Linked DNA regions of Homo sapiens: region 2 is linked to region 1. A link is a loop called in an ENCODE intact Hi-C map of the cell type or tissue named here. Cell type or tissue: natural killer cell. All regions are shown on one strand. Links, peaks and the distances in the headings refer to the core of each region. The heading gives the core; the rest is flanking DNA. Region 1 overlaps INPP5A (inositol polyphosphate-5-phosphatase A). Region 2 overlaps INPP5A (inositol polyphosphate-5-phosphatase A).

Region 1 (15,438 bases), core at 3,977-11,976:
ACCCAGGCACCTGTCCTGAACTGTAGACCCACAGGTATTCACATGGTGACCCCCACCATCACCCAGGCACCTGTCCTGAACTGTAGACCTAGGTTCAGTCACCTTTGATGCCTCCCTGAGGTGTCTGAAGCTGTTTCAGCCTCTGCAGGTCCATGGCTGGACGCTGTCTCTCCAGAGCCCATCCCAGCTCACATTGGTCTTGGAGGTCCTGTGGATGCTGCCTGGGTGCAGAGCTGAACCTCCCCACTGGGGCTCCTCTGTCATGGCCCCCCTCACCACGCTGCCGTCTTGGGCTCTGGCCATCTGGTCACTCATGTATCTCACATGTCTGAGAACATATGTGGCACAGAGGAAGGAGAAAGTGCCGGGTGCATATTTGTGGAATGTGAGTGGTGACTGAATTCTCTCAGCAAGGGTGGGTGTCCTTAGACCGGCCAATGACTTTGCCCCCGCAGTGTGACAGAGAGCCCAGTGCTGGTAGCAGGCGAGAAGCCAGGACTGCTGGTCACCTTGCCGCCCTCAGATGTACCCCCTTTGGAGAAGCCTGCCGCAGGCTGTTTTACAGGCCATCTCGTTCCATTTCAGTTGCTCCTCACCGTGGTAATCGGAAATGTTAACGGGCGCACTCGTCTGGTGGAATTTATCGTGGCCAGCGAGGGCGATTAAGCGGCTGGTATGTGGCGTGTTTACCCTCGTGTCAGCATGACTGGTGTTCCACCCTGGCAGATGAAGGCCCGGTCCTTCCTGGGCTCCTAATTGGGGACACTACATCCAAGAGCCGTGACAGGGTTCAGCAACCCGCGTGCAGAATGCCGGCTTCCACGGGGCACGCTTTATAAAATGCTCTTTAATTCAGGAACAGAATATCATTAGCTTTGTAAAGTGGATGAATACAATGGACAACCAATTTAATTAACCTCTAGCGTCAGCTGTCGAACAGGAGGCAGAATGAGATTACGTGTGCATCTCTCCCGCCAGCAGCCAGCCGGGAGAGGGGCTCGGCAGGAGGCCAGACAGGGGGACACCTTGGTGCCGTCATCCCGTTTGGCCCCAGGAGCTGAAATTGGAAAGTCAGTGCTTTGTAAATAAGTCAGCTGTCATTTTGTGGTGGTCACGGAGCTCCTCTGAGAGCGGACGGTCACAGCCCCCCGTATGCTGCCTGGGGGTGGCACTGGGGGAAGTGGGCAGTAGTGAGGACGCCGCCTTGTCCAGTTGGGTCAGCCGCCCATGAGTTCATTATACAGGAAAAGATCAATGAAGCGCTACATTGATTTAAACAAAAGCTTTGTTTCATTTATTATTGTTTATAATCTAATGACTGTTATTATAACTTTGCTTTGATTTATTACTCAATCTGTTAAATTGTTTCAAAACAAGGTGTCTTGGGACTTGCCTTTGTGATAGGGTTAAATGTGTGACTTTTGCAAGTGTGTTCAGCTTCTCGGGAGCACCGTGAACCTGTGCCTTGGGTTGTGCTTTGAGACCTGAGCTGAGGGTTCTGTCCAGCGGTCCTGAGCTGCTGCTGCTCAGCCGGGCGCCCAGAGGGTGTGGTGCCTCTCTCATTGCCCAGGAGCCGTGGAATTCCTGCCTGCCGTGACCTGGGCATTGTGGTGGAGGACTCAGAGGCGCCCAGGCCACATGCCTGCCCTCAGGGGGCTTCCCTTCCCTGAAAGAATTTAGATGAGGAAACCAGTGAGTGCTGGAATATGCAGCACCTTGAAGGAAAGGCTGGGGACTGGGACTGCCAAGCCTCTGCCCAGAGTAGCCAATCAAGAGGGCTGCTTGGAGGAGGCTGCATTTCCACAGAGACCTGAAGCAGCAGGGGGTCCATGTGAGAAGCTGGAAAAGGGGAGGCAGCAGAGGTACCCTCCTGACAGAAGGGCGCAGCCTCCTCAGGCCCAGATGGCCAATGGGGCTGGAGCTCTGTCAGCTGGGTGTGTGAGGGCCAGAGGACAGCTGGGGTGGCCACTGTGCAGGACGTGGCTGGGAGGAAGTGCAGTGGCAGGCCCAGAGGTGCATGTGGAAAAGGCCACCTTGGTGCCCGGTGGAGAAGAGACCAAGGGGGCTACAGCTGTGGAGGAGGCGGGGGCCCCACAGGGAGATGAGGGAGGTGGGTGTGCAGCAGTGCAGAGACGTGGAAGGCTAGAGATGGACAGGGTTCTGTAATCCGTAGAACCTGTGGAAGGAAGGGATGTTTGGGTGAGGCATATGGACAAGATGCTGGAGGAATCTGGAGAGATCCGTGGTTTCCAGTGGGAGCTGGAGGAGGGTGAGGGTGGAGTAGGTCTCCAGTCCTGAAAGGTCGGACTTGTCACGGGAGACCCAAGTGGAGACTGTGCAGCCGCCGGGCCAGGAGGCTGGCCTTTAGGAGGCTCCATGCTGTACACACAAGAGCTGCCCGCTGGAAGATGGGACAGACGGGCCACCCCAGCGGGAGGAGGAGGTGGAGGAGAAGGGCTCGTAGGGTACCCTGAGCAGATCCAGAGTGCTGTTATTCCCAAGTAGGAGGAGGAGATCCAGGGAAGGAGAATGTGGAGTCCCGTAGCCTAGAAGTAACAGAGTTTGGAGGAGGGTGGAGGGCGTGAGAAGGTGATGAGACAAATAAATAATTCTGGATTATATTTAAAAATTAAAAATCTACAAAATGAGACAGGAAAATGGGCAAAGGATACAAAGAGTTCACAGAAGAAACTTAAATTGCCAATAATCTTAAAAAGAGATGCGCCAGACACACAGACCATGGAGCAGAGGGGACAGCCAGGAGGCACCCTGCCTGGGCAGCCAGGTGGTCTCTGACAAGGGTGCAAGAGCATTCCATGGGAGAGGACAGCCTCCAGCCAGTGGTGCTGGGACGCTGATACCCACACGCAGAAGAATGAAGTTGGCCCCTCACATTACATTGTGTACAAAGTTAACCCAAAATGAGTCAAAGACCTAAAACTATAAAACTTTTAGAAGAAAACATGGGCCAGAACCTTCACAACATTGGATTTGGCGATGATTTCTCAGACGCAGCACCAAAGGCACAGGCAGCAAAAGAAAAAAGAGACAAATTGGACTGCATTAAAACACAACCACTTTGTACAGCCAAAGACAACATCAACAGAGTAAAAAGGCAACCGTGGAATGGGAGAAAATATTTGCAAATCAAAAATCTGATAAGGAATTACTATCCAGAATATATAGAGAACTCCGAAAACTCAACAACAGCAACAACAAAAACCAACCTGAGTCAGAAAGGGGTTTGAATAGGCGTCTTCCCTCCAAGGACGGCGTGGAGACGGCCGATAAGTACACGAAAAAGCGCCCAGCTCCACGAACCTTTAGGGAGATGCAGATCCAAACTGCCATTTTCATTTGTCAGTTTAAAAGGACTTGCAAAATACCTTATACCCATTAGGATGGCTGTTGTCAAAAAGCGCAGAAGATAGTGAGAGGTGACAGCGTGCTGGCAGTCCTCACAGCCCTCGCTCGCTCTCGGCGCCTGCTCTGCCTGGGCTCCCACTTTGGCGGCACTGGAGGAGCCCTTCAGCCCACCGCTGCACTGTGGGAGCCCCTTTCTGGGCTGGCCAAGGCCAGAGCCGACTCCCTCAGTTTGTAGGGAGGTGTGGAGGGAGAGGCGCTAGCGGGAACCGGGGCTGCGCGTGGCGCTTGCGGGCCAGCTGGATTTCCGGGTGGGCGTGGGCTTGGCGGGCCCCGCACTCCGAGCAGCCGGCCGGCCCTGTGCAATGAGGGGCTTAGCACCCGGGCCAGCAGCTGCGGAGGGTGTACTGGGTCCCCCAGCAGTGCCCACCCACCGGCGCTGCACTCAATTTCTCGCTGGGCCTTAGCTGCCTTCCCGAGGGGCAGGGCTCGGGACCTGCAGCCCGCCATGCCTGAGCCTCCCACCCGCTCCGTGGGCTCCTGTGCGGCCGGAGCCTCCCCGACGAGCTCCGCCCCCTGCTCCAGGGCGCCCAGTCCCATCGACCACCCAAGGGCTTGAGGAGTGCGGGCGCACAGCGCGGGACTGGCAGGCAGCTCCACCTGCAGCCCCAGTGCGGGATCCACCGTGTGAAGCCAGCTGGGCTCCTGAGTCTGGTGGGGACGTGCAGAACCTTTGTATCTAGCTCAGGGATTGTAAACGCACCAATCAGCGCCCTGTCAAAACAGACCACTCGGCTCTACCAATCAGCAGGACGTGGGTGGGGCCAGATAAGAGACTAAAAGCAAGCTGCCCGAGCCAGCAGTGGCAACCCACTCGGGTCCCCTTCCACACTGTGGAAGCTTTGTTCTTTCGCTCTTTGCAATAAATCTTGCTACTGCTCACTCTCTGGATCCACACTGCCTTTATGAGCTGTAACACTCACCGCGAAGATCTGCAGCTTCACTCCTGAGCCAGCGAGACCACGAACCCACCAGAAGGAAGAAACTCCGAACACATCTGAACATCAGAAGGAACAAACCCCGGACACGCCGCCTTTAAGAACTGTAACACTCACCGCGAGGGTCCGCGGCTTCATTCTTGAAGTCAGTGAGACCAAGAACCCACCAATTCCGGACACAATAGCAGGTGCTGATAACGATGGGAGGGAGTTGGAACCTTTGTGCACGTGGGTAGAAATATAACAGGGGGCAGCCACTGTGAACATTGAGGTGATTATTCAAAAAGTTAAAAATAGAATTCCCGTCTGATTCAGCAGTCCCACTTCTGGGTACAGACCCCAAAGAATTGAGAGCAGTCTCCAGCAGATATTTGCACACCTATAATCAAAGCAGTATTATTCACAACTGCAAAATGCGGAAGCAGTACCATGGAATATGACCCAACCGTAAAAAGGAAAGAAATTCTGGCAAGCACTACAACATGGTGGAGGAACTTGGAGGACATTATGCCAAGTCAAGCCTGTCACAGAAACACGAACATGGTATGATTCCACTTACATGAGGTACTCGGATTAGTCAAAGTCATGGAGACAGAAAGTACAGTGCCTGGTTGCCAGGGGCTGGGGAGAGCGGGAAGGGAAGAGCGGGAAGGGGAGAGCGGGAAGGGAGCTGCTGCTGGACAGGAACAGTTTCAGCTGGGAAGGTGGACAGCGTCCTGGAGGTGGGAAGGTGGACAGCGTCCTGGAGGTGGGAAGGTGGACAGCGTCCTGGAGATGGGAAGGTGGACAGCGTCCTGGAGATGGGAAGGTGGACAGCGTCCTGGAGATGGATGTTGTGATGGGAGCTGTTGCTGGTCGGGAACAGTCTCAGCTGGGAAGGTGGACAGTGTCCTGGAGATGGATGGTGTGACGGGTGCAGACGTTCGTTAGGCGCGGACTGCGTGCCACTGACCTGCTCACCTGAAGGTGGGTACGATGGTCAAGTTTATGCTGTGTGCATTTTACCACAGCCACACAGTTCGATGAAGAGGTGCCCAACTATGCTAGTATAATGAAGATGCAAATTAAAACAATAAGGTCTAATTTCACACCTATCCAGTTGGCAAAAACTAGAGGCTGGCACTGGGCCATGGCAAGGATGTGGAACGTGGGCACTGCCCTGATGAGACCACTGGGGGATCGTCATGGCAACAGGAGGGGCAACGTGGTGGTGCCTGGGAGGGCATGTGTCTGTGGTGACCCAGCAAGGCCATCTGTGTATTATATACATATGCACGCATGTTTAATCAGCGTGTAAACTGTGTGTTATCCTATGTGGAAGGCACGTGTCTGCCATGACCCAGCAATGCTGTGTATTATATACATATGCACTCATGTTTAATCTACGTGTACACGTGTGTGATCCTATGTGGAGGACACATGTCTGCCGTGACCCAGTAAGGCCATCTGTGTATTATATACATATGCACGCACGTTTAATCTGTGTGTACACATGTGTGTGATCCTATGTGGCGGGCACGTGTCTGCCATGACCCAGCAATGCTGTGTATTATATACATATGTACGCACATTTAATCCACGTGTACACGTGTGTGTTATCCTATGTGGAGGGCACGTCTCCTGTGACCCAGCAAGGCCATCTGTGTATTATATACATATGTACGCACATTTAATCCACGTGCACACGTGTGTGTTATCCTATGTGGAGGGCACGTGTCTGCCGTGACCCAGCAAGGCCATGTGTTGTATTATATACATATGTATGCACGTTTAATCCACGTGTACACGTATTATCCTATGTGGAGGGCACGTGTCTGCCGTGACCCAGCAAGGCCATGTGTTGTATTATATACATATGCACACACGTTTAATCCACGTGCACACGTGTGTGTTATCCTATGTGGAGGGCACGTGTCTGCCGTGACCCAGCAAGGCCATCTGTGTATTATATACATATGCACACACGTTTAATCTGCGTGTACACATGTGTATTATCCTATGTGGAGGGCACGTGTCTGCGGTGACACAGCAAGGCTGTTATATATATATGCACGCATGTTTAATTCACGTGTACATGTGTGTATTACCCTATGTGGAGGGTGCGTGTCTGCAGTGACCCAGCAAATCCTCCTGCATAGTATGTCTGTGTGAACACTCAGTACCCATGTACCTGGATGCTTGTTATCTCTGACACACTTGCTCAGTAACACCATGCAGGGAAGATTATTATAGCATCAATTACAATACTCAAATAATTGGAAGTAGTCTTTATGTGCAACAGAGAAATGGATAAATTACAGGGTTTTTTGTTTGTTTGTTTGAGACAAAGTCTCACTTGCTCTGTCGCCCAGGCTGGAGTGCAGTGGCGCGATCTTGGCTCACTGCGACCTCTGCCTCCCAGGTTCAAGTGATTCTCCTGCCTCAGCCTCCCAAGTAGCTGGGATTACAAGCATGGGCCACCACACCTGGCTAATTGTTGTATTTTTAGTAGAGATGGGGTTTCGCCATGTTGGCCAGGCTGGTCTCGAACTCCTGACCTCAAGTGGTCGACCCACCTTGGCCTCCCAAAGTGTTAAGATTATAGGTGTGAGCCACTGTGCCTGGCCAAATTACAGTATTTTTATATGGTGAATTATTATGTAGCATTCAAAATAAGCTAAAATATGTCTTTATCTTGGTATCACGCCATAGGACATTTGAGAAACTGTCCTCTTTCTTGGCTTCCTTTGTGAAATCCACCTGTGTTTCTGGATGTAACTCTGATCTGTGTATTTTCCTTGCTGTATCTGGTTCTATCATAGGAATATTTCAAATTTGATTTACCCATTTGCACGTTAAGCATTTGGGTCATTTTCAGTTGGTGTTTTCAGAGGTCATATGCCATTGTATTCTCATGCCTGTCTCCTGAGAGCTCCAGCGTCTCTGAGAGAGGTCTGTGTGTGCATTCCACGTGTGTATACAGACATATGTATGTCTACAGGTGTATGCATGTATGTGTGTGTATTACATATGTATGTTTGTCTATAGTGTATATGGATGTGGGTTATGTACATGTGTGTGCATGGATGTGTACATATGTGTGTGTGTGCAGGAGTTTCTCTTGGGTGCAAAGCAGCCGTGAGGGTGTGGGGTTGTAAGTTCACAGGATGTGGTGTGTCCCTGTGGCTCATGTCTTCAGCAGTCACTCATTAGTCACTGTGAGCCTGTCTTCTCATTTCTCCTGTATTACAAGGGCAGAGGAAATGTCTGAAAGATCAGGCTCAGAACCACATGCCTGCCTCAGCTCGGGCAGGTGCTTTCACCCTAATGAGGACGGAACGTCAGGCTTGGCCTCTCCGTGATGTCCTTAGCTTTGTTCTCAGAGAGCACAGATGTTTGCCACTGGCCCTCACAGGGTGTGTCAGAGCCCAGGTGAGCATGGTTTCGTGCCCCTGGGCTCCTGCGTGAGGCCGCGTCCTTCATTTGGGGGTCCTGTGTCCTCACAGCATGCAGCTGGGGAAGGAGTGGGCTGCGTATGAGGGGAGTCATGTTTAGTAATCTCTCGACTCTCATTTAAAACAAATGAAGTTCTCTATTTTGTTGCAGACTTGAAGATTAGTTACCAACAATATCTTATGAAGTTTTTCTTTCTGCTCCTAGATTTATTTTATTAAAAAAAAAAACTGGAGGTGAAAACGCTTTATCTGTAGAAATAACAAAATGTCATGCTGTCTCAGAGTGAGATGGGAGTCACCAAATGCTGCCACTCTTTTTTCTGAGTCACTGTTGATAAGCACGGTCGGCCTTAGTCAGGGCTCCCCTGGGCCGCGGGCCGTGGCCTCCTCCCTCAACACTTTTTCCCTTCCCAGTGGCAGAATGCAGTGGCAGGCTCCACAGAGATCCCCCTGGGGCGCACTGGGAGCTGGCACCTGTGGTCACGCCCGCGACGCGGTTGGAACCAGCACAGGGGAAGGGCCCTGTTGCCACCTGGGGCCTCACATGGGCACTGCTTGTGCATTTCCCCTTTCTGTCTCGAGCAGAGTGTGTGCTCATGTGCGTCCCTTAGCGCGGGGTCTGTGTGACTGAAGTTTTAGGAATGTGTTCTGTTTTGTGCACGAGGGAGCTGGGTGCAGAAGACCAGGTTAATGATGTGTGCTTTGGTCGTTCACCTGATTGCGGAAATGATAAATTACCGGCCATCTGACTTGTTTGCAAATAAAAAGTGATGGAGGCATTTCCAATGGCAGCTTTGTGTTCCTGGCTTGTCAGCCTCTGCCCCGGCCTGAGTCATCCCGAGCCTTCCAGCCGGTGGCTCCGTCCGGGAGGTGGGACCCTGCTCAACAAACACGGGCTTTGTGATTGCACAGTGCCTGCCGGGACGCGTTGTTCTTTCCAAATGTGTGAGAAGTGGTCTGCTCCCGCCCTGAGTTGGCTGTGTTTGCAAAGTGGGCCCGCTATCAGAATTCAGCTCCCGAAATCAAGCTAAGTGACACGGTGTGGCCATTTATCACATTACCGGACTCCAATTGAAGTTGAGAGGTTGTTTTAATAGCATTTGTAAATACTCCATCTTCACTAGCCGCCCCTGTGAGAGGCACTGAGCCCCCATGGTACGCAGGGTTCGTTGCGCCCTGGTCGCCAGTTGGTGTGGAAGCCTGATGGTGGTGACTGGGAGCTTCAGTTGCCCATTAGCTCCCAGGCTGCCTTCAGAGACCAGGGTCCCACCAGTGCAGCCCCAGCCAGGGCCCAGGTTAGCCGGGGTCTGGATCTCCTGTGTGGCCCGCACCGGATCGACTTTTCGGTGCCCCAGGGGCTTGGCTTTGTCCAGTGGAGGCCGCTTCCCGGCTGTGCCGTGGCCTCCGGGGGCTGGAGGACTCCTGCCCGTGTCTGCAGTCCTCGCAGAAGCATCACAGCTAATGGCTGCATTTCACTAATGCAGAATTAATGAGCACTCTTGACAGTCTTGTTTATCAATACGTAAAAAGTATTTTGTTTTTAGCAAGAGGCGAGGAGTCATTATTCTCAGATGTGACAGACATACTCTTGACAAGTACTGTGGTCAGAGACCTGGGCGAGCTGGGGACTTCCTGTCGGCAGGCCCCGGACACGCTCCTGGCCCAATGTCCTGGTGTCTGTGATAAATGGGTGCCCTGAACCGTATTGATGGGACAGGGTAAACACCGAAAAAGTTGGGTCGAACTTTGACTTTAAATGTTCATTACAGCTAATTATGGATTTTCTGACTATGAATTGCAGTTTCTATCCCTGCACTGGCAATTTATTTTTCACTTATTTATTGCAAACTTTATAATATTCTGTTAGCTTTAACATTCAATGAGGTAATGATTTAAATGTTTGCAGCGACATTTATTATGTTTTTTCAGAGTGCTTTCTTTATCTGAAACAAATGAAGGGATATCTTCTATAAAGAAGGGCTGATGTTGGTGGAGGAGACATTAAGTTTCATCCATGGGGCATAGGCCTGCAGTTTTCTCTCTTAACTCTGTGCTGAAACTCTATTTTGCCAAAGAAAAGGATGAACACTGGCTTTTTAATTTTAATTTTCTATTTTTTTGAGACGGAGTCTCGCCCTGTCACCTAGGCTGGAGTGCAGTGGCATGATCTCAGCTCACTGCAACCTCTGCCTCCCAGGTTCAAGCAATTCTCCTGCCTCAGCCTCCCAAGTAGCTGGGATTACAGGCTCATGCCACCACGCCTGGCTGATTTTTGTACTTTTAGTAAAGACGGGGTTTCACCATGTTGGCCAGGCCGGTCTTGAACTCCTGACCTCGAGTGATCCGCTGCCTCGCCCCCACAAAGTGCTGGTATTACAGGCGTGAGCCACCAAGCCTGGCCAACACTGGGTGTTTTTAAGACCTGCTGTAAAGGTGGCTCAGTTCCCCGGGTTCTGAGCAGGTTCACAGCAGATGCCTAGTGAGATAGCGGGTCAGTCGAGCAGTGTCCATGTCACAGCCGAGTGCATCATGGCCACACGCAGCCTTCTGGACCCAGCAGCAGCTCACCAGGGCATGTGGCCTGGGGCCAGGGACCACAGAGGGCCTGAGGACACAGCCCCATGTCAGGCACACAGGTTCTCCCACCTTCTGGCTTTCCCGTGGAGGCAGAGATGCTGCCTGCTGCACCCTAGACCCACCTGCGAGAGAAGAGGAAGTGCACTGCGTCCCCCTCGGGTATCCTTCATCTCCGTCCCCTAGACAGAAGGTCCCTGTCATCTAGCCTGGGGGCTCCCATCTGGGTGGTGGCCAGGATGCAGGGCTGGGAGGCCCATGGTTACCCTGCAGCTTTGGGTTCTCCCACCGAGGTCTGGCACTCATGAGTGTGCATGTGTGTGTGCACATGCAAGCGAGCACTCGCACCTGCCACCTGTGCTGGGTGGAGGCGGCACGTGTCCCTGCTCCTGCCTGTGGGTGTGTTCCCTTCCCCACCAGACGCAGCAGAGACAGGAGGCAGAGGCCACCATGGCGTCGGTGCACAGGACTCAGGCTTGCCAGCCGGCCTCTCTTTTTAGGAGTTTAAATGCACTCCTTGAAGTGTGTTCTGTCAGAGGGCAGCTGTGTCATCCCCAAGGTGAAACACTGTTTTCTGGTGAGGTGTCCATGTGGCCAGCGTCCCCGGGAGCAGGACCATCACCCCAGCCCACCATGCACTGCACACGCCCTAGGAGCAGGAGCTGCACAGCCTCCAGGGAGCTTCCCATGTTGTGGAGTCGGCATCAAACCAGAGACGGCCTAACAGGCCCCAGAGAGCTGACCCAGGGGCCCAGGGGGCTGCAGACAGGGACCAGGCCAGAGTTACTGGCACGATTGGCCCTCAGCAGGCCCAGAACATAAGTCCCCTCACCATGCACTGTGCCTGCCGCCCTGCGCCTCTGAGGGAGCAGCAGCCTCCTGACGCCCCAGTGTGGTGCACCTTCTTGCAGCCCTGCCCCCAGGACAGCCACCCCAGTGACCGGTCGTCAGGGAGGGAGCAGCAGTTCCCTGGGAACTGCAGAGCCTGAAGTGTGTGGGACGTTTAGCTTGGGCCATGGAATTAGGTGATGTTCAGGCATTGCCTTTGACTTTCTTAGAGAGACAATAGCTCTGCAGCCCCGTAGGGCAGCATCTCAGCAGGAGGTCCACACTGGGGCACTCAGAACTGCAGGGTTGTGGGGTCATGGTTCTGCCCAAAACAAAGCAAGAGTGCATGAGTGCGTGTGTGCAAGTGTGTGAGTGTGAGCAAGTGCGTGCGTGTGCATGAGTGTGTGTGCAAGTGAGTGTGAACAAGTGTGTGCGTGTGCATGAGTGCATGTGTGTGCAAGTGTGAACAAGTGCATTGTGTGCATGAATGTGTGCAAGTGTGTGAGCAAGTGCATGTGAGTGCACGAATGAGTTCGTGTGTGAGCAAGTGCGTGTGTGCACCAGTGTGAGTGCATGACTGAGTGCAAGTGTAAGTGTGCGTGAGTGCGTGTGTGCATGAGTTAGTGCATGAGTGTATGAGTGCAAGTGGGAGAGCAAGCACGTGAGTGTGCATGAGTGCATGTGTGCATGTTAGTGCCTGTGAGCAAATGCATGTTGTGTGTGCATGAGTGTATGTGTGCAAGTGTGTGTGAGTGCCTGTGAGTGCTTGTGCGTGAGTGCATATATGTGTTAATGTTTGCAAGCGTGTGGTGTGCATGTGTGTACATGAATGTGCAAGAGTGTACAAGTGAAGCCTTGGAATGAGGTGATACTCAGGCGTTGCCCTTGTGTTGCCCACAGGCTCACACAGACACAGTGAGGGATGCACCACGCCCTGTGCTTTCAGCTGAGGACAGGCCCTGTTCAGAATGCAGAGTTGGGGTTAGAGCCCCCAGTGGCTCAGAGTCTCTTCCCTGTGGAAGGCCCTGTGTGACCTGGTAACGGTTGGGCTCCCTGCAGGCAGCCCCTGCCCTCCGTCTGCAGCTGCGCCCGTGTGCCCTCCTCTCTGGCCCACCTGGCACCGCCGCTTCAAACTCTCCCCTGCTTTATCCCAGGACCTGCTACCCCCACAGGGCACACAGCTATCTCCTATGAGATAGGTTTGTTTGTTAAGTCAGGTTTATAACGATTAATGTATAGATGGTGAGATTCGCCCTCTTTGGGGTATAATTTAGTGAGTTTTGACAAAGGCAACCACTGCAAACCAGTGTAGAATATTCTGATCACCCCAGAGTTGCACCAGGCCCCGTGTTGGGGTTGCCAGATTTAGCAAAAGAAAAAAATACACAGAAATAATACACATGTCAGTACGAACACACTGCTGCATGTAGACACAGGTTCATCTGTAGAAAATACCACGTGAAACTTGCAGTTCAGATCAACAAGTAACTGTCTGTGTGGTATCCGTCGACCCAGCCCTGTGGCGTCCAGCCGCGTACTTTTGCCTTCTCTGGTATGAAGAGCAGGGATCCCTGTGCTCTGCAACCATCCGGCTAATTTGTAAGTGGGAGACACTGGCAGCTCCTGGGGCGATGGGGCAGGGTGGGGCCAGGCGCAGTGGAGCTGATGGTTGGAGGCCCCAGGACGAAGCCGAGCATCAGTGCTGGGAAGGGTCTGGTCCACTCAATGCCCGGCCGGTGGGACCTGCGCCCCTGCTGGAGCCAGCACCGGCTGCACGGCTCACCTGGGAAGGGTCTGGTCCACTCAATGCCCAGCCCGCGGGACCTGCGCCCCTGCTGGAGCCAGCACCGGCTGCACGGCTCACCTGGGAAGGGTCTGGTCCACTCAATGCCTGGCCCGTGGGACTTGCGTCCCTGCTGGAGCCAGCAGCGGCTGCACGGCTCACCGCATGCCTGGAGCTTGGTGGAGTTTGGGTGTTTGCAGGTTACCTCTGCCTGACATCCTGTGCCTCAGTAACTGTGATTAAATTATAACTGGTGAAACTCTTGCTCTAGCTAGTTTAAAAGAGCTTCTTTTATTGTTAAAAATGATCTTTAGAAATATTCCCAGCACCAGTCTCTCATTTGATTTCTCTTTTTGCTCTACAGGCACTAGGAAGCTTTTATTTTCTTCATGAGTCCTTAAAAAACATCTACCAGTTTGACTTTAAAGGTAAGACTGCGTGCCGTCTTCCGGGATTTTGTCTCGGCACTCACCCCTCCTGGTGTCTGGCTTCCCCAGACCTCTCCTGCCCTGTCTCTGTGAGTGGCCACTGTGGGCTGGGTGTCTTGAGCCACTGTCCAGAGGTCACTCCAGGGGCCTCCTGGACCTGGACTCGAGGCCCCTTGGCTGTCCCACACTGGCTCCCTGGCAAGGCTCTGGTGGGGACCTGGCTTTCCTAGAGTTGAGTTAAGAGGAAGGAATAGTTTGTATCTGTGTTCCCATCCAGTGTGAGAAAATGAAAAGCCGAATGAGAGGGTTGCATGTTTCAGAAATAAGAACAGGCAGGGACGGTCCTCCCTGCCGTGAACAGCATCCCCGTTTGATGGTCATGTGCTGTGTGTCTTCACGGAAAAGACTTGCCCTGAGACGCTCCGCTGACACAAGCTGTCCCCTCCTGTTCATTTCTTTGTCGGGGGCAGGTGCGTGAGCTAGGCCGGGTGTGGGGCTTCCGTGCGTGCTCCACACGGCCTGGGGGTGTTTGTGCGATGACTTCCCGTCTGACGCTATCGTTTCCTGCTGTGTGTGAGTTCTCAGAACCCCACGCGGCCTCCGGAGCAGATGACATCCATGTGAAGTGCCCTGCACGTCGTAGTAACTGTGGAGCCACAAACGATGTCGTTTCGTTCGGATTCCGTGTTTGTGCTCCCTCGGGAGACGGAGCGGCTCCTGTGAAATTGCGCGGTAGTCTTATCTCAGTTGCTTGAGTGGTGATTTCATTGATGACGAGAGCAAGATTCTGGCCAGCAAAATGATTTGTCACTGCCCCGTTACCTGAAGACCTTCAGATCCTTCCAAATTATAGCATCCAAGCCCTTCTATGAGGCCCGTGGCAGGATCAGCCGCACAGAATTGCAGGAGCCGGCCGGTGGCGCTCTCCGCTCCGTTTTGGAGACACGGCGTCTGCGTGCTGTGCGCTCAGGCACGGAGCGGCCGGCGAGAGTGGAGAGAGCGCGCCGACGCAGCGTGTGCTGCAGGAAGCTGGAGCCAAGGAGCTGGTGCGTCAGGCTGCGCCGTGCCGCGGATCTGCAGACCTTTTGTGTTTTTCAGTAGCCATTTGAATACCTGTTTTACTACTAAGTTAAATCAGTCATAAAGTGCCTGGTGAACCTACAGTGTATTTAAAACTATACATGAGATACACACTTCACTCTAGCAAAACTTTCCCCAGAGCCCTCCATGTGGCCAAACTAACAAGAACAACATGAGGAGTGGGCAGCGAGCATGTCCTGAGCACGTGGTGCGTCAGGAAGGCATGCAGACACAGGAGGCGTGTGGACGCGGGAGACGTGTGGACATGGGAGACGTGCGGTCGCGGGAGACGTGTGGTCGCGGGAGACGTGCGGTCGCGGGAGACGTGTGGTCGCGGGAGACGTGTGGTCGCGGGAGACATGCGGTCGCGGGAGACGTGTGGTCGCGGGGTGTGCGGTCGCGGGAGGCGTGCGGTCCTGGCAGGCGTGCGGTCCCGGGAGGCATGCGGATGCTGACGATATTCTCAGTGCCCCACACGGCAGGTGTTGCTGCTGATGCTCAGCGCAGTCGGGGGGCCTCGGGCTGGGCGGTTGGGCTCGAGGGTCAGGCTCGGGGGTCAGGCTAGGGGCTCGAGGCTCTGAGAAGGACTCAAAAAGAAAACCTAGAAATCAGAAACAGTACCAGAAATGAAGCAGTGGCTCATGTGCACACGCGGCTGAGGGAAGAATCAGCGAGCTGGAAGGTGTTAGAAACTTCACAAACTGAAAAGCAAGAAGAAATGAGAATAAATTTGAAAACAGAAGAAAATGGCCAAGACCTGTGAAACAGCGACAACAGGTGCAGCTTGTAAAGGGAACCCCAGTAGGAGTAGAAGGAAAGGAACAGAAGGAAGATTTAATGTAGTAATGGTTTAGAACTTTCCAAACTTGTAACTGACACCAAACCACAGATCCAGAAAGCTCAACGAATGCCAACACCAAGCAGGATAAATGCCAGAAAGTCAACCCCAG
Region 2 (15,438 bases), core at 4,441-12,440, 69 kb before region 1:
GCTTTCTGAAGATTCTGACAGTTGTGACGGACTCTATAAAAGCCCCTTGCTCTTCACCCCAAACACACAGAAATGCCATATGCGACCATGATGTTTTGTACTCCACAAAGCTCAGCTTTGTCTAGTGCCTGTGAAGGGGCTTTGGCTCAGGCAGGGGCGGGTGTGGAAAGGTGCCACCGTCTTGCTTGTTGAAGCTGGGTTACTGGCTGAGCCGTCTCTTCCCTGGGAGGCTGGAGGCTGGAGCAACACAGAGCCTTCCCCTCCTCGCCACCCGTGTGGGGGCTGCGCGACGCTGCCCGAGCTTTCCTGAGACAGAGTGCATCGTGCACCATGTCCCTGGGACAGCACAGAGCGGAGCCCCCACACAGAGCGGGGTCCCCGCGTGGGCCTGGGGTTTCCCCGTGCGGGTGGAGCTCCTCCATGCGGGGTGGGCCCGGGCTGCGCCTCTGCTCCTGCCCCACGTTGTCTTCACAGGAGCTTGTCCTGGCTCTGTTTAGGGCTGTGCCATTGGTCTGACTGGCTTTTCTTTTTCTTCTTAATTTACAGCCAGAAAACCTGCAGAAGAACTGGCTTCGGGAATTTTACCAGGTAAGAACCACTGAAACGTGTTCTTTTGGATTCATTACTTAGCCAATAAGGTGCCTTTTTGCTTTGGCATTCCTCCATGGAGTCTGGTGTGTCTATGGGGAGCGCAGGCCTGGGCTGTGGCTGGGTCTCTCGGCTCCGCTGCCTGTGCTGGGCAACATGTTTCTGTGTCACAGTCGGTCCACTGCCCGCCTGCCGGTGAGCCTGGCCAGATCCTCCTCGGGCTCACTGTTCACATTCCGGCTCCCTCCCCGCTCCCCGCGGGGTTCAGAGAATCAGAGAACCTGGGGGCTCCCTCCAGGGCTGGGTGAGCATCCCCAGTGGGGCCGTGGAGAGCTGGCAGCGAGGCTGGGTGTGCTCCTCACCAGGTCCGGTCCGTGCAGCGCACTCTGTGCAGAGAGTGGGTGCTGGGCTGGGGGAGGCGACCGGTTGGAGGGTTTCGGGCTGGCACTGCCAGGCCGAGGCACGGACCCCCCTGTCTAATATGGGGCCGGTGTTTATGGAGCCCGGTACTGTGCTGTGCTCTGGTGTGGACGCTGCAGATGCCACTGTGAAGAGACAGGCTGGTGCCCTCGCAGGTCTTCATGGAAGGAGCCACCTGGGGCCTGTGGCCGAGCATGTGTGCCTGTGGGGTGGCGCCAGAGGCCTCTCTGAGGACTGGGTGCATGGGGGAGGCCAGGCAGGCGAGGAGGGCAACGTGGCCATGGGCATGACGGTGGCCAGGCTCGGCTCCAGGGGCTGGTGGTGAGGTCAGCTTCAGGATGGGGTGGCCTGGACGGTGGAGCTGCTCACATGCTCAGACCCACGCAAGGGCTGAGCCCGGGACTGAAATCCTGTTTCAGGTGTGTTTGGCTGCTGATTGGAGATGGGCTGGGGAGGCCAGAGTGGAGGCCCAGGGGCCCTCTGTGAGGGCATGGGGGTGTGGGACCTGGGGGGTGGCCCGACCTGGGCCTGAGGTGCTGGGCCAGAGGTGGAGCTGGGACAGCCAGGAGGGCTGGGGACCTCTGTGCCCTCGGGCCTGTGTCCTGCCTGCCAGTGCTCCCATGTGGTGAGGCTCCCAGCATGCAATGGTGCTCTGTAGCCGGCATCCAAGTCCCCCCATAGGGACAACGGCGTGTGTGTGCACGTGTGTGCGCATGTGTGTGCTTAGCACCTATGTGGTGAGGAAGCCATTGTTCTACAGGGACCTGATAAATCTCTCTCCGTAGAGTCTTTGGTCAGATGTGCAAATGAGAGACATCTTTCCCTTTTGAAAACATATATTTACAAATCGAAATAATAGATATGATGAATTTAGCTGTAATGTGTGACATCATCTGCTCAGCGCTCACTTGGAGAAAGAGGACACTCCAGGAGTTGAAGCTGCCGTGCCACCCCCATCCACGGTGCTCTCATCATCTCTGTCCTTTATGTCAACCGCACGTCGGGGGCCAGTGGCGGGGGCGGGTTTGCCTTGTGAGGTGGGGTCTTGCTGCGTGTGCCTGTCGGGGAGACCCACATCCTTGCAGAACCTTCGTCCTCTCCTGGTGTGTCTCCCCTCCAGGGATCCACAGGTTTTCCCTCACTGAATGTTTAGGTGTGTGTGACCGGCAAGGAGCAGAACCTGCCGCCTACACAGCTGAAATCAGAATCTGCCCCTGTGTTTTGGTGTTTTTCCTTTTTGAAAACTGTCTGCTGCTTTTGTTGTTGTTGTTGTTGTTTTTGTTTTTGAGACGGAGTCTCACTCTGTCACCCAGACTGGAGTGCAGTGTTGCGATCTCGGCTCACTGCAAGCTCCACCTCCCGGGTTCACGCCATTCTCCTGCCTCAGCCTCCCAAATAGCTGGGATTACAGGCACCCGCCACCATGCCCGGCTAATTTTTGTATTTTTAGTAGAGACGGGGTTTCACCACGTTGACCAGGCTGGTCTTGAACTGACCTCAGCTGATCTGCCTGCCTTGGCCTCCCAAAGTGCTGGGATTATAGGCATGAGCCACCGCACCTGGCCTGTCTGCCGCTTTTTTCTTGGTTTATTTTATTTTAATTATATTTAAATTTTGTCCCAATCAAGCCAGCGGCAGCCCCGCAGGAGCAGAGTTTTAGGAGACGTTTACAGTGGCTGGGCCTGACCCGCAGTTCCTGATGGTACAGTGCAGCCATGGCGGACACCGAGGTCCCGGCAACAGCTCCCAACAAACCCTGGGCTTCCTCACACCAGGCAGTGGCCAGGCTCTACCTGGGGCTCCAAAGGCCTCTTCTGCCTCATGGAGGGGCACGTGAGCCCCACCTGTGAGGGACCGGAAAGGTCGATGTGGAGGAAGCCCCTGTCCCCACGCTCCAGCCCCTGGCAATTGTTTCCCTGTGTGCGTGGCCCCCCGAATCCTGGGTCCCCTCTGCCCCTGCAGCTCTGTGGAGCCCAGTGATGGGGGTGGGGGGTGGGGGGCGGTTCGTGAACAGGAAGTAGGGGTTGCCCCGGGCCTAGCTCCGGGCCTGCACACCTGGTGGGCTCTCTTCAGGCTGGACCATGTGCTGGACTTCCCAAGCGAGGTGCTGGCCCTGGGACATGTGACCTGAGCACAGAGAGCTGCAAAAAACCCAGAGGGCCTGCCAGTGGACGTTGGCGTGTGGCCCCAGCCAGCTCGCTGCAGGGCGCAGGTGTGGTGGGGAGACCTGGGGCTGCTCCAGGGTCTGCAGCCTATGCTGGCCAGCGTGGGGACCACCCAGTGCTGGGTCGGCTGGGCCCAGCCATCCACATCCCACTGATGCTCAGGCACCCACAGGCTGGGCCGTGGCAGCTTCTCTGCTCTGCTCCTCACCATCCAGACAGCTGCATCTGCTGCAGGGTTTGGAGCTGGTGTCTTTGCTCACTAACTGAAGAAGCTCTTGTTCTCCAGGGTTTATGGTTGGGTTTGGGATGAGGATGTAGGCAGATCGCTTGGAGAACAGCTGAGGCCTGAACAGGAAAAAACATCTGGAAAGGGGTCTTTTGAGATTGGGACAAGGAGAGGTCAGCATCAGGAGGATCTCAGGAGATGAGGAGTGCAGGGGAGAGAGGCCCTGTCAGAGGAGGGGAGGGAGGTGACGTGGGCAGAGGAGAGGCCCTGTCAGAGGAGGATGAGGGAGGTGAGTTGGGCAGGGCAGAGGCCCTGTCAGAGGAGGATGTGGGGTGGGAGGTGAGGTGGGCAGGGGAGAGGCCCTGTCTGAGGATGGTGAGGGAGGTTAGGAGTTCATGGGAGAGGCCCTGTCAGGGGAGAGTGAGGGAGGTGAGGAGTTCATGGGAGAGGCCTGTCAGAGGAGGATGAGGGAGGTGAGGTGGGCAGGGGAGAGGCCCTGTCAGAGGAGGATGAGGGAGGTGAGGTGGGCAGGGGAGAGGCCCTGTCAGAGGAGAATGAGGGAGGTGAGGTGGGCAGGGCAGAGGCCCTATCAGAGGAGGGTGAGGGAGGTGAGGTGGGCAGAGGAGAGGCCTGTCAGAGGAGGGTGTGGGAGGTGAGGAGTTCATGGGAGAGGCCCTGTCTGAGGAGGGTGGAGGAAGTGAGGTGGGCATGGGAGAGGCCCTGTCCGGGGAGGGTGACGGAGGTGAGGTGGGAAGGGGCGAGGCCCTGTCAGGGGAGGGTGAGGGAGGTGAGGTGGGAAGGGGAGAGGCCCTGTCAGGGGAGGGTGAGGGAGGTGAGGTAGGCAGGGGAGAGGCCCTGTCAGGGGAGGGTGAGGGAGGTGAGGTGGGCAGGGGAGAGGCCCTGTCAGGGGAGGGTGAGGGAGGTGAGGTGGGCAGGGGAGAGGCCCTGTCCAGGGAGGGTGAGGGAGGTGAGGAGTTCATGGGAGAGGCCCTGTCAGAGGAGGGTGAGGGAGGTCAGGTGGGCAGGGGAAAGGCTCCATCAGAGGAGGGTGCGGGAGGTGAGGAGGGCAGGGGAGAGGCCCCGTCAGAGGAGGGTGTGGGAGGTGAAGTGGGCAGGGGAGAGGCCCCATCAGAGGAGGGTGTGGGAGGTGAGGGGGGCAGGGGAGAGGCCCTGTCAGAGGAGGGTGTGGGAGGTGAGGAGGGCAGGGGAGAGGCCCTGTCAGAGGAAGGTGTGGGAGGTGAGGAGGGTAGGGGAGAGGCCCTGTCAAGAGGAGGGTGTGGGAGGTGAGGTGGGCAGGGGAGAGGCCCTGTCAGAGAGGGGAGAGGGAAGTGAGGTGGGCAGGGGAGAGGCCCCATCAGAGGAGGGTGAGGGAGGTTATGAGTTCGTGGGAGAGGCCCTGTCAGAGAGGGGAGAGGCGCTGTCTGAAGAGGGTGGAGGAAGTGAGGTGGGCAGGGGAGAGGCCCTGTCGGGAGGGTGTGGGAGGTGAGGTGGGCAGGGGAGAGGCCTTGTCAGAGGAGGGTGAGGGAGGTGAGGAGTTCATGGGACAGCTCCTGTCAGACAAGACCTGTGGTAGAGAAATGGTGTCTTATCACATGGTGAGCCTCTCTTTCCCATTTTCTGTCCTGTTGAGTTAGAATTGTGATGTTGTGTTTTGTGGGGTTTGGGGAGGCTGTGAAGGTGCCCTGTTTTGGGGGTTCGGGGAGGCTGTGCAGGTGCCCTGTTTTGGGGGTTCGGGGAGGCTGTGCAGGGGGCCTGTTTTGGGAGTTTGGGGAGGCTGTGCAGGGGGCCTGGCACTCCTAGGGCTGCTCCAAGCTGGCTGATGGTGGTTTGGGCTGAGGCCCGGTTCCCCTGCTGGTTTTGCTGATCTGGGACAGTGGCGCTGGCTGGAGGGGCCCTTGCCCCTTGCCTGGCCGTGTGCGTGGCCCTCGGCTGTGAGGGGCTGGGCTGTGGCTGGAGCCCATGTCCGCTCTCTAGGCTTCCTGGTTTGTGTTACATTTTGGCAGCAACAGCTGTGTGTTAAGCTCAAGCTTTTGTTTGTTTTCTTTTAAGATGGAGGCCTTGGGGCAGTGGGGTGGGGGTTGGAATTCTTTTTGGGTTTTGGGCGCATCCAGGAGGGGCCGGCAGTGGGGATGGGTCCTGGCTGCTCTGTCCCATGGAGCAGGGACAGTTCCCGCGCATTCGGGTCTCTGCAGCCTGTTCAGTGTGGGACCGTCTGCACCAGAGGCCATGGGGGAGGGCAGTCTTGGGGAGCAGGCGGCAAGACCCCAACTTGACAGACCTCAGATCCAAGGCTCAGGCCGCCCAGAATCCCCACGTACATGTCCCATTTCTTTCATTTCTTTCCCTTTTACCTTTTTTTCTTTTACTTATGGCTTAAACAGTTACTGTGAGCGTTGATAGTAGAGTTCGCCAGTGGTGCTGGAAGTGAGTTCTGAGCGAGGTGGTTCCTCCTGTGACCTGCAGCCCCTGGAACGCCACGGCCCACAGGACCCCCTCCTTCCCGAGTCCCCCCGCAGGGCCCCCTCCTTCCCGAGTCCCCCCGCAGGGCCCCCTCCTTCCCGAGTCCCCCACTGAACAGAGGCCCTGCTGGGCGGTTTGTGGGACCTGACAGAAAGGTGGGCAGGGCTCTTGGAGGTGGACAGCAGCACCTGGCGTCCTTTCTGGAGACTCAGCCTTTATGAAAGACAGTAGAGTCATTTGTAAAGAAAAATAATGAATGATGGTTTGCTCTGTGCAGTGTGTCATTTTTCCTGGTTGCAAAACCAAATTTTCTTGGTTTTCTTGGAAAAACCTCTTCAGAAGGAAGAAATTTCAGTGACACTTAGAACAGAGAATTCTCAAAAGTGAGATTTCAGCGCCAATCCCCACTCTCGATTTCAATGCCAATCCCCACTCTCATGCTTGTTTTAGCCTGACTTTGTTTCTTAGGCTATCAGCCAGTTCAGCGGCTGCACTGAGGGGCCTCGGGCTGGTGGGTTTCTGGCAGTGAGTGGGCCTCGCCAGGGCTGGATCAGACACCTGGTGGTCTCCATGACCAGAGCCCACTGTGCCAGCAGCTCAAGGGCAAGGGGTGGATGAGATGCCTCGACACTGGGCCTCTGACTGTTTCGGGTGTTTTTAAATCCTAGAGTTTCCATTATACAATTATTTTTCAAAATAGCCTTGAAGAAGTGGCTTTTATATAGGGAAGAACTAAATATGATCTTCATGGTCTTTTAGAAACCCTTTCTGTAAAACTTGATCCCTGTAGAGAGTGCAGGAGACAGCGCAGAAAAGCCTGTGTGTGCCTCCATCGCCAGTCGTGAGCACCCTCGACGCCTTTGGGACCCACGGCTTTCGAAGATTAGGTCCAGAACTCAGCCTGGCACTGGAGAGCTTGGCACGCCTTCCCAAGTCTTGAGTCCCCAGGCAGAGCCTGGACGGCACGATGGCTCATGCCTGCAATCCCAGCACTTTGGGAGGCCGAAGCGGGTGGATCACTTGAGCTCAGGAGTTCGAGACCAGCCTGGCCAACATGATGAAACCCCGTCTTTACTACAAATACAAAAAATTAGCCAGGCATGGTGGTGGGCGCCTGTAATCTCAGCTACTTGGGAGGCTGAGGCAGGAGAATCGCTTGAACCCAGGGGTCAGAGGTTGCAGTGAGCCGAGATTGCACCACTGTACTCCAGCCTGGGTGATGGAGTGAGACCCTGTCTCAAAAAAATAAATAGATAAACAAAGCTGCAGAGCCTGGGCTCACCCTGTGCTGGCCTCCTCAGCTGTCCTGTCCACCCGTCCAGGTTCCGTCCTCTCTCCTGAGAATCAGACTCACAGACTCATCACCAGGGGTTCCAGAATCTTCTCTATGTCAGGAGGGGCTCAGGCCCCAAACACAGGAGCCAGCCCCCGCTGCTGTCTTCAGAATGCTTATGGCCCCTCCCACATTCCTGTGTTAACATCCTGCCCCCAAGGTGGTGGCCTCAGGAGGCCTGGCTCTGGGGGCCGATGAGATCGCAAGGAGAGGACTCCATCCCCATGAATGCAATCAGTGCCCTGAAAGAAGAGGCCTGAGTGCTGCCTCACCCCTTCTATCCTACAAGGACACGGCAAGAAGGTGCCGTCTGTGAAGAGTGGACCCTCCTCGTGGAATGGGCTGGCCTCGCTCTTATCCTCCCAGCTTCAGGTGCCCTGTGGAGCACACGTCTGTGGCGTAGGCCCCGCAGGCTGCGGTGTTTTGTTGCCGCAGCCTGAGTGAAGAGAACGCCTTCCCGTGACGCGTCCAGCGTTGGGTCAGTGTGGAGGACCCGATAAGAACGCTTGCTGGGGGATGCCAGGCTGCACTCAGATGGAGGGATGGTGCGTGGGGCAAGAGGGAGCCCCGAGTCTGGGCCTGGAGCTGCTGCCCTCTGTCCCCACAGTGGCCCGATCCACGTCTCGAGTTGCTCTGAATTCCCAGCACTGTCTCGTGGCGGCCCGCAGCCCGTGGGCCACAATGGAGGGCTTCATCTCAGAAGCTTCCCATACTCCTTGCCTGTCTTCCAAGTGTGGCGTCCGGAACCAGCTCAGGATGCAACTGCTGGTTTTAGCCTTTAAAAAATGTGCACCCTGGAAGCACATGGGATGCTGTATGAGGAAGACTTCTGTGTGGCTTTCACACGTGACTTTTCTGGCCCACCGAGTTTCCTTCTAAACCCCCAGGCATCTGGGGTGAAGGCCCGTGGCCGCTGCTCAGTGGAGTTGGAGGAAGTGGCTGCTGGGTGCGGGGAGGCTCCTGAACTCTCGGAACCTGGAAGTTCACTGCGCTTGGTTTGACCGAAGGGGTGGGACCCAGCCTGCATTCGACACACAGCTTTGCGGCTGCATTTCTGCCCCTGGTGAAGCAGCTGGGCAGGCCCCTTTGCTTGAGGGCCCCGTCTTTGGGGTAGGAACTGGCCCTGCTGGAGAGTGGGCAGCTGGGACTGAGGTGGGCACCCTTGCTTGAAGCTAAGAAGACCCAGGAGAAGGGGCGGGCTTTGAGGACAGAGTGGGCCCTGGGTCAGTGGAGTGTAGGCACTGGGTTGGTGGAGGAGCTGGTTGGAGACTGAGGGGCTGGGAGGCCCCAGGCTGGGGCAAGGGGGTGTCTGCCGCTCTGGGCGGCTGGGATAAACAAAGCTGTGCAGCTGAGCCTCTCAGCTGAGAGGCTGCGACCTTCATGGCCTGGTGGGCCTGGCACCTGAGGCCCTGGGCCTGGGGAACAGGGGCCTCCCCTCTTAGTGGTGATGGGCTTCACCCTCTGTAGCTGCCGGTTCCGGGTCCTGTGGGGAGCGGTGAGGGATGGTCGTGTGCGTCGTTTTAGGAGCATGTGTGTGAGCGTGAGGATGCCCATGGCCAGTGGACATGCCTTCCTCCTGTCCTTGCAGCCACTGGAGGGGAAGCTTCTTGTCCTTAAGTCAGACCGGGAGGCAGACGGGCCCTGAAAGAACCACAGGGTGGCGTGGGAGGCAGCTGCAGTGGGAGGTGCCTGTGCTTTGTTGGTTGTGAACAAGCATCCAAGGGAGGACCACAGTGGCAGATGTGCAGTGTGGGGCATGTGGCGTGCAGGGACGCCGTGGGCGTGGTGTGGGGCACGTGGCGTGCGGGGACGCCGTGGGCGTGGTGTGAGGTATGTGGCGTGCGGGGACGCCGTGGGCGTGGTGTGGGATATGTGGTATTGGGAACATGGTGGTGACGCAGGATGTGGTGGTGGTGTAGAATGTGGTGCTGATGGATGTGGTGTGTGTGGGATGCTGTGGTCACATGGGACATGGTGTATGGGACGTGGTGGTGACATAGTGTGTGTTGGTGATAGGGGATGGGGTGGTGACATGGGATGTGGTTTTGGGGTTGCAGTGGTGACATGGGACATGGTAGTGACATGGGACATGGTGACAGGGTAGGGTGTGGTGGTGATGGAGGTGGTGTGGTAATGTGGCGTGGAGGATGCAGTGTGGGGGACATGGTGACATGGCGATGTGTCATGTGGTGATGGGGGACGTGGCGTGGGGGATATGGGGTCCTGGATCTCCTGTAGCTCTGGCCAGTGGCGAGTGGCACCATGCAGCAGGGAGGAAGGCCAGCTTCACGCTGCAGGAGCTCCTGGGCAGTCTGTTCTGGGAGTGAGGATGTTTGGGGGTTGTGGAGCCATCGTGCTGGCCAGTTGCTTTGCTGCGCTGGTGGGGAGAGGCCGCCTGAGGTCCTTCGAAGCAGCCTGGGTCTGTCTGCTCCCTGGGGTCAGATGCAGGCCGCTTCTGCAGCTTCGGCATCATGTCCCAGCCCAGCCCCGCAGCCTTCACCTGTAGGAAGATTCTGCAGGCTCTCTCTCCCTCCATCATCTGGTGACTCCTCAAACACCGCGCCCTGGTTGGTGGCTGTATTGATTCTTGGTCTCCCAGTGACGAGCTGAGGTGGGGAGCCACGAAGCCACAGGCTGAGGCAGAGCCAGGACAGACCCTGCTTGGCCCTGGGCTCTGGCTCTTTGCAGGCAGCTCAGCAGACAGTCCCCGCCCTTCAGAGCTCCTGTGCAGTGTGGCTTGGGGCAAAGCCACCCTGTGGCTCTCTCAGGGCCCTTCTGCCTCCTGGTCTGATCTAAGGACAAGAAGCTTTCCCTCCGGTGACTGCAGGGACGAGAGGAAGGGATGTCCACCGGCCGTGGGCATGCTCACACTCACACACGCTCACTGCCTGGGTGAGAGGCGGTGGAGGACCCCTTTCCCAGAGGGAAGGTCTCCTGTGAGCCACACCTGAAGGGTGTGGAGGAGCGGCTGTTACCTGCTCGTGTGGCCAGTGCAGATCTTGAATCCTCAGACTGCAGGTGAGGTAGCCAGGACATCCATTGTGACCTTCTTCCTGTTGACAAAGACAGTACATGGAGTGGAAGCTTCTGGCTATCTGTGCATTGCTTCACCGAGCACCTGACTGCGTCTGGCACGTGGCGTGTGTGGAGCAACTGCCTGCCACACAGAAGTCTGAGGATACTGATCAAAGCAGAAAAGGATAAACATTCTTTCCTTCCCCAGTTTTGCCTCCAGCATGATGCACACCCCATCATATGTGTTTGCCTGCGTGGCTGTGGGCAGGTGTGCAGTCCACAAGTGGGTCATCCACAAGTGGGCAGCAGACACATGTGCGTACAGCTTACTCTCTCTGCCTTTTTTGTAAGCTGGGAAATCTTTCTATGTGAATTAATATATGCTGTCTATCTTAATAGCTTCAGAATATTTTATGATATAGTTAGGCCTTAATTTTTTAAAGTTGTTTTTCTGTTGGACCTTGAGGTAGTTTAAAGTTTGCTTGTGGGAATGAGGATAAATTTTAAAACAGGATATAATGTTGTCTGTCATGCAAATATAAAATGAATAGGTACTTATTCACTTTAAATACCTATTTTAAAAATAGAGTTTTAAATTGAGATAATAAATGTTGTTTATTTATCAGGGAGAGACCCAGTAAGATGTAGAACTGGTTCAGGGAAGAATCCAGAATGTAGGCAAATAGCTTCTCCCATCAGCAGTACTGACATGAGTGTGCTTCACGGATGCAAGGCTGGCACTGTCCACAGGGTCATGATCCATCACATCTGCTGGACATTGTGCATTTCTGTGGTCAAGAATCATTTCCATCATCATCAGCTTTTAAACTCACAGAGTTGCAACATAGCTCAGAGACAACTAAAGGTAGAGATAACCCAAATAGGTGAGCTAAATGGAGGCACTCTCATTATTGCTCATTTTAAAGTCTTTCACAGTTTTTCCTGATGGTAATTTTAAGAATGATGTGATAGGCAGTGTCTGTTTCCAGCTAACATGGAAGAAGAGTGTATTAGGCCATTCTTGCTTTGCTGTAAAGAAATACCCGAGACTGGGTAATTTATGAGGGAAAGAGGTTTAATTCGCTCACGGTTCGCAGGATGTGCAGGAAGCTTAGTGCTGGCACCTGCTCAGCCCTTGGAGGCCTCATGGAATTTTCAGTCAGGCAGAAGGCAAAGGGGGAGTAGCCATGCCACACAGTGAAAGCCAGAGCAAGAGAGAGCGAGTGGGGATGAAGTGCACACACCTTCAAATGACCAGACCTCATGTGAACTCAAGAGTAAGAACTCACTTATCACCAAGGGGATGGCCCAGTCCATTCAGGAGGCATCTGCCCCCATGATCCAAACACCTCCCACCAGGTTCCTCCTCTAACACTGGGGACACATTTCAACATGAGATTTGGCCGGGGACAAATATACAAACTGTATCATTCTGCCCCAGCCCCTCCCAGATCTCATGTTCTTCTCACATTTCAAAATACAATCATCCCTTCTCAATAGTCCCCCCAAAGTCTTGACTCACCTCAGAAGTCCCATGTCTGATGACTTCTCTGAGACAAGGCATGTCCTTTCCACCTATGAACCTGCAAAATCAAAAACAAGTTATTTTCTCCCAAGATACAATGGGGATATAGGTATTGGGTAAACATTTCTGCTTCAAAAGGGAGAAATAAGCCAAAAGAAATGGGCTATAGCCCCCAGGCGAGTTTGAAACCCAGTAGGGCGGCTATTAAATCTTAAAGCTCCAAAATCATCTCCTCAGAGTCTATGTCCCACACTCAGGGCACACAGGCTCAAGGGGTGGGCTTCTATGGCCTTGACCAGCTCTGCCCCTGTGGCTTTGCAGGGTTCAGCCCCCAGGACTGCTCTCATGGGTTGGAGTTGAATGCCTGTGGCTTTTCCAGGCACAGGGTACAAGCTGCCAGTGGATATACCATTTTGGGATCTGGAGGATGGTGGCCCCCTGCTCACAGATCCACTATGCAGTGCACTGCTGGGGACTCTCTGTGGGAGCTTTAACCCCACATTTTCCCTTGACACTGCCCCTATAGAGGTTCTGTGAGGGCTGCACCCCTGCAGCAGGCTTTTGCCTGGGCACCTGGGTTTTCTTATACATCCTGTTACCCAGGCTGGAGTGCAATGGCATGATCTCAGCTCACTGCAACTTCAGTCTCCCAGGTTCAAATGATTCTCCTGCCTCAGCCTCCTGAGTAGCTGGGATTACAGTCATGTACCACCACACCTGGCTAATTTTTGTATTTTTAGTAGAGACAGGGTTTCACCATATTGGCCAGGCTTGTCTTGAACTCCTGACCTCAAGTGATTCACCCACCTCAGGTGCTGGGATTACAGGTGTGAGCCACTGCACTTTGCCAGCATTCTTCACTCTTGCATTCTGTGCACCTACAGGCTTAACACCTGCATTTTTCAAAATGGCAGCCTGGGCTGTGTCTGGGGCCCTTTGAGCTGAGGCTGGAGCTGGAACAACCTAGATGTGGGGAGCACTGACCTGAAGCTGCACAGGACAGCAGGGTCCTGGGCCTGACCCATGAAACCATTCTTTCCTCCTAGGCCTCAGGACCTGTGACAGGAGGAGCTGCTGCAAAGGTCTCTGAAATGCCTTCAAGGCCTTTTTGTCATTGTCTCGTCTGTTGGCACTCGACTCCTTTTTAGTTATGCAAATATCTCTAGCAAGTGGTTGCTTTACAGCCTTTTTGATTTTCTTTCCTGAGAAAGCTTTTTCTTTCTTTGCTATGTGGCCAGGCTGCAAAGTTTTCAAACTTTTGTGCTCTGCTTCCCTTTTAAATGTAAGTTCCAACTGTAAGTCATTTCTTTGCTCCCACATCTGAGTGTAGGCTGTTAGAAGCAGCCAGGCCACATCTTTCTTGAGCACTTTGCTGCTTAGAAATTTCTTCCATCAGATACCCTAAATCATCACTCTTTGCTTCAAATTTCCATTGATCTCTAGAGCATAAACAGAATGCAGCCAAGTTCTTTGCTAAAGCATATCATGGGTTATGGGAATATTAATATAATTTATGCCAATAAACTTGAAATTTTATATGAAAGAAACTTTTTTTTTTGAAAAACAAAAGTATCAAGAAGAAATAATGAACTCAATAGTCCTATATCTATTCAATTAAAAATTTGCCCATTACCTTTCCACAAAAACCCTCCCAGCCCAGATGGCTTCCCTGGTGAATTCTATATTTAAACAAGAAACAACAGAAATTCTACAGAGCCTTTAGAAGAAGACTGAGTCACAGATGATACTTTTTGAATTATTCTTTGATATGAACATTAGAAAAATTCAAACCAACATTCCCCATGAAAATAAAGGCAAAAATTATTTTCAATGTTGTAAATCAAGGGATGCAAGCCTGGTTTAACATTCAAGAATCAATCAACAGAATTTACCATGTCAACTGATTGAGGAAGAAAAGCCATATGATCATCTCAGTAGATGCAGAAAACGCATTTGACACAATTCTGTAACCATTTCTGATAAAAACTCTTAGCAAACTAGGAATAGAAAAGAGCATTCTCAGCCTGTAAAGGGCATCTATCTACAGAGCCCCACAGCTCATGCCACACTTAAACTGTGATAGAGGAAGTGCTTATTTACCTGAAGACTGGGAACAGGGCAAGGCTGCCTGATCTTACTTCTCCCATGCAGTATGGTACTAAAAGACTTAGCCAGCACAATAGGGCAAGAAAGTGTGAACACACCATATTGGAGACAGGTCTCAACCAATTTAGAAATTTTATTTTGCCAAGGTTAAGAATACTCCTGTGGCACAGCCTCAGGAGGTTCTGATGATGTTGCCTAAGGCGATTGGGGCACAGCTTGATTTTATCTATTTTAGGGAGACATGAGGCCTCAGTGTGTGTTCATGTACATTGGTTTGTTCTGGAAAGGTGGTACCGCTTGAAGCAGGGGAGGGGGCTTTCAGGTCACAGGTAGATAAGAGACAAAGGGTCATATTCTTTTGAGTCTCTGATTAGCCTTTTACTGAATACACAGTTTACATGTGAGGGGGTAGAGGAATAATCACTTATGCCTTAGTCTGGCTCAGTGAAGTGGTAGGGCAGAGGAAGCCATCAGTCATGCGTTTGTCCCAGAGGAGCCTCAGAGGGATGACTTTGAGTTCTGTCTGTCCTTTGTCCATAAGGAATTACCTTGTGGGAAAATCGTGAGGGGGGTATGTCTTTTTTTTTTTTTTTTAAATCTGTGTAGCTGTCTTATTTAGGAATAAAATAGGAGGCAGGTTTGCCTCACGCAATTCCTAGCTTAACTTTTCCCACTGGCTTAGTGATTCTGTGTTCCCAAGGTTTATTTTCCTTTCACAAAAGGAAACAAAAGTCATACAGATTTGAAAGGAAGAAATAGAACTTTATTGGTAGAAGACATGGTGGACTATTTAGAAAAACTGAAGGAATCCATAAAACTTTACTATTACTATTAAGTGGATTTATTTAGTTTTCAACATACAAGGTCAGTATGAAAACATCTTGTTTACATTAGCTATCAATAATTGGAGACTTAAAAAATATTTACAATAGCAGTAAAATGAAATAGTTGGGTATAAATTGGTAAAATATGTCAATATCTCTGTACTGAAAAGTTTGAAACACTGATGAAAGAATCAGAGAAGATATAAAGAACTTGAGAAATATACCATGTTCATGGATTGGAAGACTCAGTTACACTGACATGTTAGAACTTGAGAAATATACCGCGTTCGTGGATTGGAAGACTCAGTTACGCTGACGTGTTAGAACTTGAGAAATATACCGCGTTCGTGGATTGGAAGACTCAGTTACGCTGACGTGTTAGAACTTGAGAAATATACCGCGTTCGTGGATTGGAAGACTCAGTTACGCTGACGTGTTAGAACTTGAGAAATATACCGCGTTCGTGGATTGGAAGACTCAGTTACGCTGACGTGTTAGAACTTGAGAAATATACCGCGTTCGTGGATTGGAAGACTCAGTTACGCTGACGTGTTAGAACTTGAGAAATATACCGCGTTCGTGGATTGGAAGACTCAGTTACGCTGACGTGTTAGAACTTGAGAAATATACCGCGTTCGTGGATTGGAAGACTCAGTTACGCTGACGTGTTAGAACTTGAGAAATATACCGCGTTCGTGGATTGGAAGACTCAGTTACGCTGACGTGTTAGAACTTGAGAAATATACCGCGTTCGTGGATTGGAAGACTCAGTTACG

What was found. Hi-C counts contacts between places; a loop is a spot of excess contacts. Peaks named below come from ENCODE experiments on the same cell type or tissue, not always from the same donor. Only the 100,000 strongest peaks of a DNase experiment are listed, where the experiment ranks them.
Region 2: a loop joins it to region 1, with 2.6 times the contacts of the local background. A loop is called at or near these places in 2 of 110 quality-filtered maps.

Annotation. Positions count from the first base shown.
Region 1 is chr10:132,677,048-132,692,485 of GRCh38, forward strand. It overlaps INPP5A (inositol polyphosphate-5-phosphatase A), which reads left to right. Exons shown (of 16, transcript NM_005539.5): 5 at 13,345-13,408. Among named protein-coding and RNA genes, the nearest start is that of NKX6-2, 100 kb to the right of the region's middle. RefSeq lists an enhancer at 10,245-10,989. In natural killer cell, for the core only: no CTCF peak of the experiment used is centred there; a DNase peak (open chromatin) is centred at 7,534; H3K27ac peaks cover 859 bases.
Region 2 is chr10:132,607,369-132,622,806 of GRCh38, forward strand. It overlaps INPP5A (inositol polyphosphate-5-phosphatase A), which reads left to right. Exons shown (of 16, transcript NM_005539.5): 2 at 547-588. Among named protein-coding and RNA genes, the nearest start is that of INPP5A, 77 kb to the left of the region's middle. RefSeq lists enhancers at 735-1,236, 14,684-15,438. In natural killer cell, for the core only: no CTCF peak of the experiment used is centred there; a DNase peak (open chromatin) is centred at 9,103; H3K27ac peaks cover 1,104 bases.